Linked DNA regions of Homo sapiens: region 2 is linked to region 1. The links are chromatin loops, found by intact Hi-C in ENCODE. Cell type or tissue: heart left ventricle. All regions are shown on one strand. Links, peaks and the distances in the headings refer to the core of each region. The heading gives the core; the rest is flanking DNA.

Region 1 (5,386 bases), core at 308-5,307:
AAATACTAAACCCATGCTAAGTCTGTTAGATCAGTCCCTAAATGCTGGTAGTCTCATTGAGGACCTTTGATGTTATTCCCTGATAATTGGTGTATTTCACCTCAAATACCCTTCAAAATCCACCTTATATTTGACTTCTTCCAGAAAATTCTTCTTGCTCTAACGTACTGCAATCTTTTCTCTTCTGAACTAAAGATGCAGCGCTGTCTACCAGTAGATTTTCTCCTTGTTGGTTTAAAGGGTTAGGTTTAGCTTCCCAGTTAAACTCTCAGCTCCTTATGGGCAAGGACCATATTTCACTTCTAACAGTCATCAAGGATACGAGTATGTTGAAGGTTGGATATTTTAAATAGATTATGCCAGGAAGCCCTGTTATACCTGTTGGTGCTATTATCTTGTAGGACACATTGACTGATCTGTGGCTCTTTCCTCATGATGGTCATTCTCTGCACGTAAGAAGAGTGTATGCCAGGTCCATGGCTAAGGACTTTACATGGGTAACTCTAAGTCTTTAGTTCAATTCAGATGAACACAAGAAAGCTCAGAGAATGGGGAAAAAAACCCTGTTTATAGAGACATAAATTAGAAGTGCCAAGTTTTGAACCTAAGCCTGTTTAAATCTAGAACTTTCTACCTTCCAGCAAAGCATTTTGCACTATTAAGGCTCTAAACCAATATATTCCATAGCAATCATTTTCCAAAATATACTTGGACTTGTGCTTATTCCTCTGAATCTCATTAATGACTCAATGAAAATTAAATTATTTTCACATTATTATGATTAGTATAATTATAGCTACTTTATAATAATAATAACATTTATTATGACTTTTATGGGCAAGGCACTGTTGTAAACATTTGCATGTATTTGCATGTATTGAGTCAGATTTTTTCTTACCCTTAGTTTTCTGGGATGAGGTCACTGGGACTCCGAGCAGTTGTGTCCTGCTCTTATTCATCATTTGTGAAGAGCAAAGCTGGAGTCTGAACCCAGCCTATCCTGATCCAGACCTATGCTCTGAGGTACAGTGCTGACTGTCTTTTAGTAACGCAGAAATGAGGAATAATAATTATGTGCCATGAAATGCCAACCCACTCTGTATGTCTCAATCTTTGTGTCCAAGATTTTCCCTAAAACTGGCCTTTTCTTAGTTTTTGTGAAGTTCCAGGTTTAAACTATGACCTGTTCAGGGATCTAAAGCTGAACCATAGTGCTCTGTGACTCACATGATATGTTGCAGCTTTTTCTGTGGTGTTCTCTGTGACTTGATCAAAGTGAAGAACCTGGAAGAGACATGAAGCGGGACAAGAAAACTTTACTCAAAAGATCTGTTTAAGTCAGTGGTCTCACAGTTATGGGAATTCCTGCACAGCCCCCTGTGCTACCCATCAGACCACCACATCTATTACCATCTGCGTGCTAGCCGACGGAACCAGAGAAAAACTGCAACAGGACAACGTAATGATGCTGATAGCTACCTTGCTAATTTGTTGTGCAGTGTTGTCTTTGGCTCCTAAGAGGACCATCCCTAATGCTGATGTGATGCTGATAGGGGAATAGAAGATGTTGTTCTCTTTTGATTTTCTGAACTGTTGGAACAGATCGAACATGAACTTGGTGTTGGCTTCACTGAGTGAATTCATGGTGAACTCGATGTGATCTGGAACTCCTGGAAAAGCATCAGATTCCTGTCAGAATGACTTTAATAAATGGAATGGTATTTTGTAGTACAATTTTCTTAAAGAAATGATATATCTGGGTTGTGAGATTTTGACATTTAAAGTTTTTCTCTTATTTTTAACGCTTCAATCTTTCTACAATGTGCATATATTAAATATATTAATGTCCTAATTAGAAGGCTTACAAAACTACGTTTTTAAAGACTATTGTAAATAAGTAATCGACCCTCTTTATCTTTCTTTCATTGCTGGTTACACTAGAGCTAGGTAGGATGGCTTTACAATGAATGCTAACAGGAGACCTCTGTGGATCACATCCAACCAGCTGTTAAGATGCGTCCCTGACATCTCCTTCAAGACTCTCTGGCTGCAAGGCACTCTCCCTCTGTGTTCCTAAAAGTGCCTTGGTTTACTTGGAACTAAGCAATTTAGATAAAGGACAAATCAGATGAAATAGGTATTTTAATTTTGCTCTGGCAGAATAAGTAAAATATAATCAGACAGAATGCAGGAGATGCATGATATAGAACACAGTATCATTATTATTCTCAAAAATAATTCATGTTATTAAGCTGGAGAGGCTTGAAGCTCTTACCTGTGTTCCTAGAGGAAGCAGAGGTGGGCAGAGAGGCTGTGTGTGTCTGTGGAATGAAGGGTGAGATCCTAAATTTATGCCTCTCCTCTTGCTGCCTTTCCCTCTGTGGTTAGTATTTGAAGTTACTCAACTTCAGATTTCACAAGCGGGCTAACACTCACCTTTATGAATATGAAAATTTATGACAAAGGACAGGATTACAGTTCTACCATTGTACCTCCTTTTTAATCTATAGGGAAAAAATAAGAATGCAAGTCAGCAGTCACCGGCTCATGTGAAATACATGTAGGTGCCTTTCTAATGCCAATGAGAATAAGTTTAGAATTCCAATTTCCTCTCATTTGTTTCAACTCCATCCCTTTGTATTCTACTCCAGCTGTAAAACAAAAACAAAAACAAACAAACAAAAACCCCACCATTCTTTTCTTGGATTTTGCATTGTCTTTTAGGCATACTTCGAATACCAAAGAACTAAAAAGCTTACATTTCCTGTTTTTCAGTTCTGAAAGTTTTTGTCATCCTATGAATTTCCTTAGTAATTTTTCTGTATAACAAGGAATGTAGTGCTAATTCTAAGTCCAAAGAGATAGTGAAGAAGTGTACTTCAGTATCTTATAGCATACTATGGAGAATAGGATTCTATTGCCTTCTCCTGAGTGCTCAGCTTTGGCAGTGATCCTACCAGTCACTTCCTGTGCCCCTTACAACCATCCCAGATGGTTTTCTGTTGCATAGGCTCAGTGAGAAAGTTATCTGCCTTGCTGAGTGATATGGTTTGGCTGTGTTCCCACCCAAATCTCAACTTGAATTGTATCTACCAGAATTTCCACATGTTATTGGAGGGACCCAGGTAGAGGTAATTGAATCATGGGGGCCGGTCTTTCTTGTGCTATTCTCATGATAGTTAATAAGCCTCAGGAGATCCGATGGGTTTATCAGGGGTTTCTTCTTTTGCTTCTTCCTCATCTTCTCTTGCAGCCACCATGTAAGAATAACTTTTGCCTCCTACTGTGATTCTGAGGCCTCCCCAATCACGTGGAACTCTAAGCCCAATTAAACCTCTTTTTCTTGCCAGTCTCAGGTATGTTTTTATCAGCAGCATGAAAACAGACTAACACATTGAGTTAACAGGCTGACACTGAGAAGAGCAATTGAAACAGACGGGCCATTTTAAATGGCAGCTTTCTAATTTTACATTTAAAAATGAAGCCGAAAAATAAATTGCTTGACCTGTCAGGATCACAACATTTCTCAATGGTCCTTCTGTTTAGCACCTGGCTTCAGACTCATTCCAGTGTTTCCCCTGGAATATCTTGTAATCTGAAGAATGTCTGTGGCCAGGGAGAGGGGTTGTTGTCCAAGGCCATTTAATCCAATATCTCCCTGACAACCAGAGTGGGGGGCTGTTTGTTTTGTGGACCCCCTTTTTATTAACATATAATTTATATACCATAAATTCAACTGTACAATTCAATGATTTTATTATATTCACAAAGTTGTGCTATCATCATCATGATCTCATTCCACAACAATTTCACTACCTCCAAAAGAAATCTTGTACTTCATTCTTCCCTTCCTGGAGACCCTGGAAACCAGGAATCTACCTCCTGTTTCTATGGATTTGCCTATTCCAAACATTTCAGGTAAATGGAATCATACAGTAAGTCCTTTTGTGACTGGCTTCTTTAATCTAGTGTTATTTTCATGGTTTGTCCACATCATTGCATGGATCAGTACATCATTCCTTTTTGTGGTCGAATAATATTCCATTCTATGAATAGACCAGATTTTCTTTAATCATAAGTTGATGGACATTTGTGTTGTTTCCATCCTTTTACTATTATGAATAATGATGTTGTGACCTTTCATGTACATTTTTTTGCATGGCATATTTCTTCATTTCTTTTGAGTATAAACCTATGAATGAAATCGCTGGGTCATATGGTAAATCCAGGTTAACATTTTGAGGAAATGCCAGACTCTTCTCCATAGAATTCTGCACAAGTGTGCATTCCAACCGACCGTGAATAGAGTTCTGATTTCTCCACATTCTCCCCAACACTTGGTATTGTCATGGGCCCTTTTTAACACCAGCCGTGAGTTTGTTTTCTCAGCACATCACAAAGTCAAGGGAGATTTATCTACAACAAGGTGCCAGAAACACATAGGCTGAAAGTAGGGGCTGGATGGGAGAAAGGAAGCTGTGTTTCCAATCTGGAAATTTCTCACCTGCCTGTTTCCTCAACCCCCAAGACATGCTCTTCTTAGGTCTCCTGTATCAATATATATGTTTTGAGTCTCTGAATGAGTTTAAGAGGTATAAGTTCCCTGATTGAAGTCGGGGAATAGACTAATGGGGCGTTGATGGACTAAAAATCCAAAGATAGAAGAAAAAGAAAGAAGAGGAAATATCTGAGATAAAGAATTCCAAAAATGAATAATGGTCTTCTCAGCTGAGTCTGCATCCAGCGCTATAAGACAAAAATGGACCTTCCTCTATTGGAGTAGGATGGATTTACTCGGGTACCAAAGAAAAGGAATCTAATGTCTCATAGGACAGAAGCAACAAGCTCATCCTGGGAATGGAGGGAAGAAAAAAACAGGATAACAAGCTGAGACAAACCGGGGTTACAGGGGACCAATCTATGGAAGAGAATTTCAGACTATGGCTAAACGTCCTGAGGCACGGAGGTTTGCCCTGAAGGTTGAACTTAAGGAAAGGTACTAACTGAAAATGACCAGGAGTTTGCTTAAATTTAGAGAAAGCTTGGATGAGTTCAAATGAGAAATCATTTCAGGCATTTTTTTCTGTTCCTAAATAGTTCTCCTAGCATGTGATAGACAGGCTAGAAAGGACATATCCTGGTGTGTGAGACTGGACATATCCTGATGTCATATATTGCCACAGAGAACTCAGAAATTCCAAGAAGTTTTTGCATATGAACACTTGCCAACTTATGTCTCTTGATATTTCATAAACATACACCAACTTCATTGGCTCCAGGAATCCAGAAATTAAAAACAAATCCTCAATGGGAAATTACACTTTCAGGAAATATCCTGTCATTACTAATGCCTTTATAGATTGGTTAAGAAATATCTCCTAGATTT
Region 2 (5,386 bases), core at 173-5,172, 60 kb before region 1:
GCACGGTGATGCATGCACGTAGTCCCAGCTATTCAGGAAGCTGAGATGGAAGGATTGCTGGAAGCCAGGTGCCCAAATCCAGAATCTAACCTGGACAACATAGTGAGACCCCATCTCTAAAAAGAAAATTATAAAAATAAAAAATTATACCTGGATTTTCAACTGTGAGGGGGGTTGGCATCGCTAACCCCGTGTTGTTTAGGGGTAAACTGAAGTTTAGTTTTGTCTGCTTTTGTACTTTGTATAAAAAGAATCATACAGTATGCGTTCTTTTACATTTGGCTTCTTTTGTTCAAAATATTGTTTGAGATATTTATCTTTTTTTTTTTTTTTTTTTTTTGCCTGTAGCTTTAGTTCATTCATTGTCATTGCTGTGTAGGATTTCACTGTGTGAACATACCATTATTTACGTGTTATGCTGTTAATGTACATTTGGGTTTCCAGTACTTGGCTATTATGAATGCTGCTATGGGCACATGTCTCTTGGTGCCCATGAGCACACATTTATATTGGGTAAATATCTGGGGTGAAATTATTAGGTCATGGGGTGTATCTATATATATCCAACTTTGGATATATATGTATCTCCAACTTTGATAGTGTTTTTTGATTAATAAAAGCTTTTAAATTTTGTGTTGTCCAGTTTGTTAATTTTTACTCTTACTGTAAATGCTTTTTTGTGTTTCAATTAGCTCTGTGATCCATTTAGAATGGAAATCTGTATATGGTGTGACGTAGTAGTTAAGATTCCTTTCTCCCCCATGTAATTATCCAATGAACTGAACATAATTTATTGAAGAGACCATTCTTTCTCCACTGCTCTGCAACAAGCTTGAACAAAATCAAGGTGCACACGAGCATCAGTATTTTTCTGGGCTTCTGTTCTGATCTATCCTTTGCCAAAAACCATTCTGACAATTAATAATAAACCTTGCTATCTGACAGAGCAGGTATTATCTCTTCCTCCTTCTCTTTCAACAGTGTCATGGCTGTTGTTAGCCCTTGGCTATTTCATATAAATTTGGAATCAGCTGGCCAATTTTTTGAAAAAATGAGCTTCCTGAGATTTTGATTGAGATTGCAGTGATTAATTTTGAGAAAATTGACATCCTTACAATATTGAGTCTTTTAAATCACAAATAAAATATACCCCTCTATTTACTCAGTCTTCTTAATTTCTCTAAATTATGTTTAATCTTTTTCTATATGGAGTCTTAAACATCTTTCATATTTACTAGTTACGTGATGCTTTTTTCATTATCTTAAAACAATTGACATAAAATTATATGTATTTATCACATACAAGGTGTTTTGAAGTATAGAACATTGCATAATGACCAAATCTAGCTAATTAACATAGTATTACCTCACATACCTTATTATTATTATTATTTTTGAGATGGAGTCTGGCTCTGTCGCCCTGGCTGGAGTGCAGTGGTGCTATCTCGGCTCACTGCAACCTCCACTTCTTTGGTTCATGCAATTCTCCTGCCTCAGCCTCCCGAGTAGCTGGGATTACAGGTGCATGCCATCACGTCCAGCTAATTTTTGTATTTTCAGTAGAGACGGGGTTTTGCTATGTTGGCCAGACTGGTCTCTAACTCCTGAACCCAGCTGATCTGCCAGCCTCGGCCTCCCAAAGTGCTGGATTACAGGTATGAGCCACCATGCCCAGCCTCACATAGCTTTTTTATACTCTTTTAAATAATATATTAAAAATGTTTCTAACTGTGTGTTGCTAGTATATTAAAAACACTTGAGTTTTTATATTGACCTTGTAGTCAGCAATCTTGCTAAACTCACTTTTTAATTCTCATAACATTTACCTCAATTCCTCTGTGAATGATTCTATTTTTCTTTTTAAATTATCTTACCTTTTAAATAATTATCTAATTCATCAGTTAATTAATTGCTTTATTGCACTTGTCAGGGTCTCTGGTTCAATTTTGAGTGGAAGCAGCGGCGGTGAACATGCTTGTTTTGTTTTTCATCACAAAGAGAAAACTGGTTCTCTCTCTCCTTTGTCTCTCTCCCCGTGATTTCTTTCTATTAACTATTGAAGGACATGTAAGATGATCATACCGCTTGCTCATTATGTAAAGATGAAAAATTTTCCCATTTAACATATTAATTCTAAAGAGTCCCGATCTAAACCCCAAAAGTGTTTTTCATAGGTCTTGATAAACTAATTAAAAATTTTATCTAAAGAGAATATATGCAAGGTTGCAAATAAATTTTTGGAAAGCAAAAATAATGAGGGCTTGGGCTAGATATCACAACACTTTTGTCATAGGTGAGGCACCCTAGAAGCAGAGCTAAAGACAGGGATTTTTCAGGTAATTTTTGGGAAAAGCGTGATGGGGAGCATGCTTGTTTGAAAGAAGCAGAACAAGGCAAGGGGAAATGTTAATCATGTGGTTTCTGCTAAAGACTGGCTTCAGTCTAATCTTGTGGGGGAGGTCTGGAGGAGAAGTGGCACTATAAAGTTAGTCTTACTCAGGCAGCTGTCTTTTTTTTTCTTTTTCTTTTTTTTTTTTTTTTGAGGTGGAGTTTCGCTCTTGCTGCCCAGGCTGGAGTGCAATGGCGTGATCTCAGCTCACTCCAAACCCCACCTCCTGGGTTCCAGCGATTCTCTTGCCCCACCCTCCTGAGTAACTGGGATTACAGACATGTGCCACCACGCCCGGCTAATTTTTGTATTTTCAGTAGAGACAGGGTTTCACCATGTTGGTCAGGCTGGTCTTGAACTCTTGACCTTAGGTGATCCACCCGCCTTGCCTCCTTAAGTGCTGGGATTACAAACGTGAGCCACCGCGCCCAGCCAGGGGCTGTCTTTTTATGCCCTTATGCCAGTGAGTCATGCCTGAGGTGTGCCCTGGCACGGGGGATGGAGTGGTACCTGGCTTCCCCCGTAGGCAGCTCTCTTTTAGCCGAGAAAAGGGCATCTGTGAATTATAAGGGAAAACAACAACTGGGTAACAGGCATGCTGGTAGGTTAAGGAAATCTGGTGGGAACATCGGCAGCATCCACTACGAGATTACATGCTTGGAGAAGAAAAATATTACAAGTCAGTATCAGTAACAGACACACAGAAGTTGGAACAAAACTATGAGCTATGGAACAGGGTTGGGAACCTATCAATACTCTGCTTCAGGGGATAACTTTCTTCTCCTCACTTGTTAGCATAGAAATCATTTTTTAAATGGTTCTTAATCATCAACATATATTCCACCTCTGGGGCAGTTTTGATCCTAGAAAGAAGAGATGGATAAAACAGAACAGGGAGGAGTCCTGTGATAAGAGGTTGGGAAGGCGTTGAAAATTAGGTTTAGAGAGAATAAGGATGAGAATCTGTCACCAGATGGAGGTGCTTGAGTGTTAAACAAGAGCAGTTCCTGGTGTGAGTGGGCCACTATAAAAGAGGGAAGGTGAAGGTCCGAGAAGTGAGAGGCGCTGGCAACAGGAATGGTGAAGTGGTACAGGGTGGCGGTAGCAGCTGGGGTGGACAGGAAGACCATATGCAGAGTCACGGAGGGACCTGTGGTTGGGGACAGAGCAGCACAGCGTGATGGTCTAAGTTTCCAAAGGGGAGCATTGAAGGTGACTGAAGGAAGAAAGACTTGGAAGAAGAGGGAGTGCGAGGGAGAATAGGAATGGTGACTTTGCTTTCCCAAGATATGAGTGGCCGTTCCCAGAAAAGACTATGGGATGTAGTAGTCCTCAGGACATGCCAGGTTTCCCGGTGAAAGCAGGTGGTAGAGCAAAAGCTTTAGCAAAAAGCAGAAGGCCTGTGGAAATGGCTGGGCAATAGAACAGGAAGTCTAGGGGCCACAGAGAAAGAAATAAGAAGATATAAATGGATAGGGATATTAAAACATAAAGCATTATGGCCGACTCAGAGATTTTATGCCATTTTAAAAAACTAACATTTCCATTTCACTGGCATCCAGGGTTCACTAAGTGTTAATTCTTTCTAAACCTTACTCAATTTGCAAGATTCTCAGTGCCTATTAAAAAGCAAATCAACTAAATGTGGCTTTGAGTTTGCTTAAAGAGCAGCAATCAAAATATTTTGAAAAAAGTAAATTGTGAGTATGGAGATTGGAACACACATGACCCATATGCCCTTCGAGCCTGCGTATCTAGGGAGGTGTTCCTCTAGGCAGAAGGAAGAGCTAAGACACCCTTCTAGGAGCTGCTGCCCAGCAACGATGGCAAATCTCCACGCCCTTTACTGAAGATTAAAGCTAAGACTAATCCAAGCACAGTTTCTTTTAATGAACTGGTAGGGCCAGTAGAAATGCTCCAGGGTTGGCAGGAAAAACTGGAATCTGGGGGTGTAATTTCCTATTGAGTTTTTTTGGTAGTGTTGTTTTCCTGAAATCAGTGAGGATATTGAGTGCTTATGAATTATTGGCATTAGACACAGTACCTGGTACATAATAGACTTGATAAATGTTTATTGAATGAATTAAAATGAGATATTTTACAATTAATGGATGGAATACTTGAGAATAATAGGTGTGTGTGTGTATGTGTGTGTGCGTGTGTGTGTGTGCGCATGCTCGCTTGTGTGTGGCTGCCTACCCAAACTTTTCTTGTTCTTTTTTCTTGTTCCTTTGTAGCAAGATAGTTTTCTTTCATTTTCTTCCTGGCATTTGGCACTCCTAAATAATGCAAATGCAAAAATAACTCTGTTACAGAGAATGACTTGTCAGGACACAGCTCTGTCCATCTGTGGTAAGTAAAGTATGCATTTAATGTATGTGTTCATCAGGCTATACACCTTTGGTTCCCAGCGTTGGCTGTACATTGTAATCACCTGCGGTGATAAAAATTCTGATGCCTGGTTTCCACTCGAGAGATGCTGACTCAGTTGGTCTGGGGTGGGGCTTGGGCATAGATTTTTTTTAAAGTTCCAAGGAGATTTTAAGGTGCACGCAAGGTGGAAAACCACTGCTGAAGCAGATGTGGAGAACTATAAATTAAGGATCCCAGCTACTTAATTGACTTATGCTTCCTAGTTCGTTGCCCAGCCACCACCGTCTCTCCAAAAACCCGAGGTAAGTTCTTATTTTGGCTCCAATTTAAGACCTCTGTATTTTGAGAACAATGATGTTTGTTGTTTGAAAGAATTACTTTTATTTTGCATAGACTTTCTGGAGGTAGTTTTATTTAATTCAGTTCCAACATGGCCATGACAATGTATCTTCTTTGACAGTAAATTAATCCATTTTATTTCTGAGTTAACCTGTAAAGGATCTCTGCAAGGAAACCTGAGGTTGAAATGAAAGCTTTGATATCAGATGTGGGATGCCTTAGCGGGGATGAGCCCTTGAGGGCAAAAGGCCCCAAAGTATGTGGGCTTTAAAAAACTTTATTTTT

The links. A loop is a pair of places that touch in the nucleus more often than their neighbours do. Peaks named below come from ENCODE experiments on the same cell type or tissue, not always from the same donor. Only the 100,000 strongest peaks of a DNase experiment are listed, where the experiment ranks them.
Region 2: it touches region 1 in a loop (3-fold over the local background); 2 of 110 quality-filtered maps call a loop at or near these places.

Annotation. Positions count from the first base shown.
Region 1 is chr18:63,641,934-63,647,319 of GRCh38, forward strand. It overlaps SERPINB4 (serpin family B member 4), which reads right to left and starts at 2,323. Exons shown (of 8, transcript NM_002974.4): 1 at 2,276-2,323; 2 at 1,480-1,670; 3 at 1,228-1,284. The coding sequence starts at 1,644. RefSeq lists an enhancer at 1-52. In heart left ventricle, for the core only: no CTCF peak of the experiment used is centred there; no DNase peak of the experiment used is centred there.
Region 2 is chr18:63,582,387-63,587,772 of GRCh38, forward strand. It overlaps SERPINB13 (serpin family B member 13), which reads left to right and starts at 4,957. Exons shown (of 8, transcript NM_012397.4): 1 at 4,957-5,064. In heart left ventricle, for the core only: no CTCF peak of the experiment used is centred there; no DNase peak of the experiment used is centred there.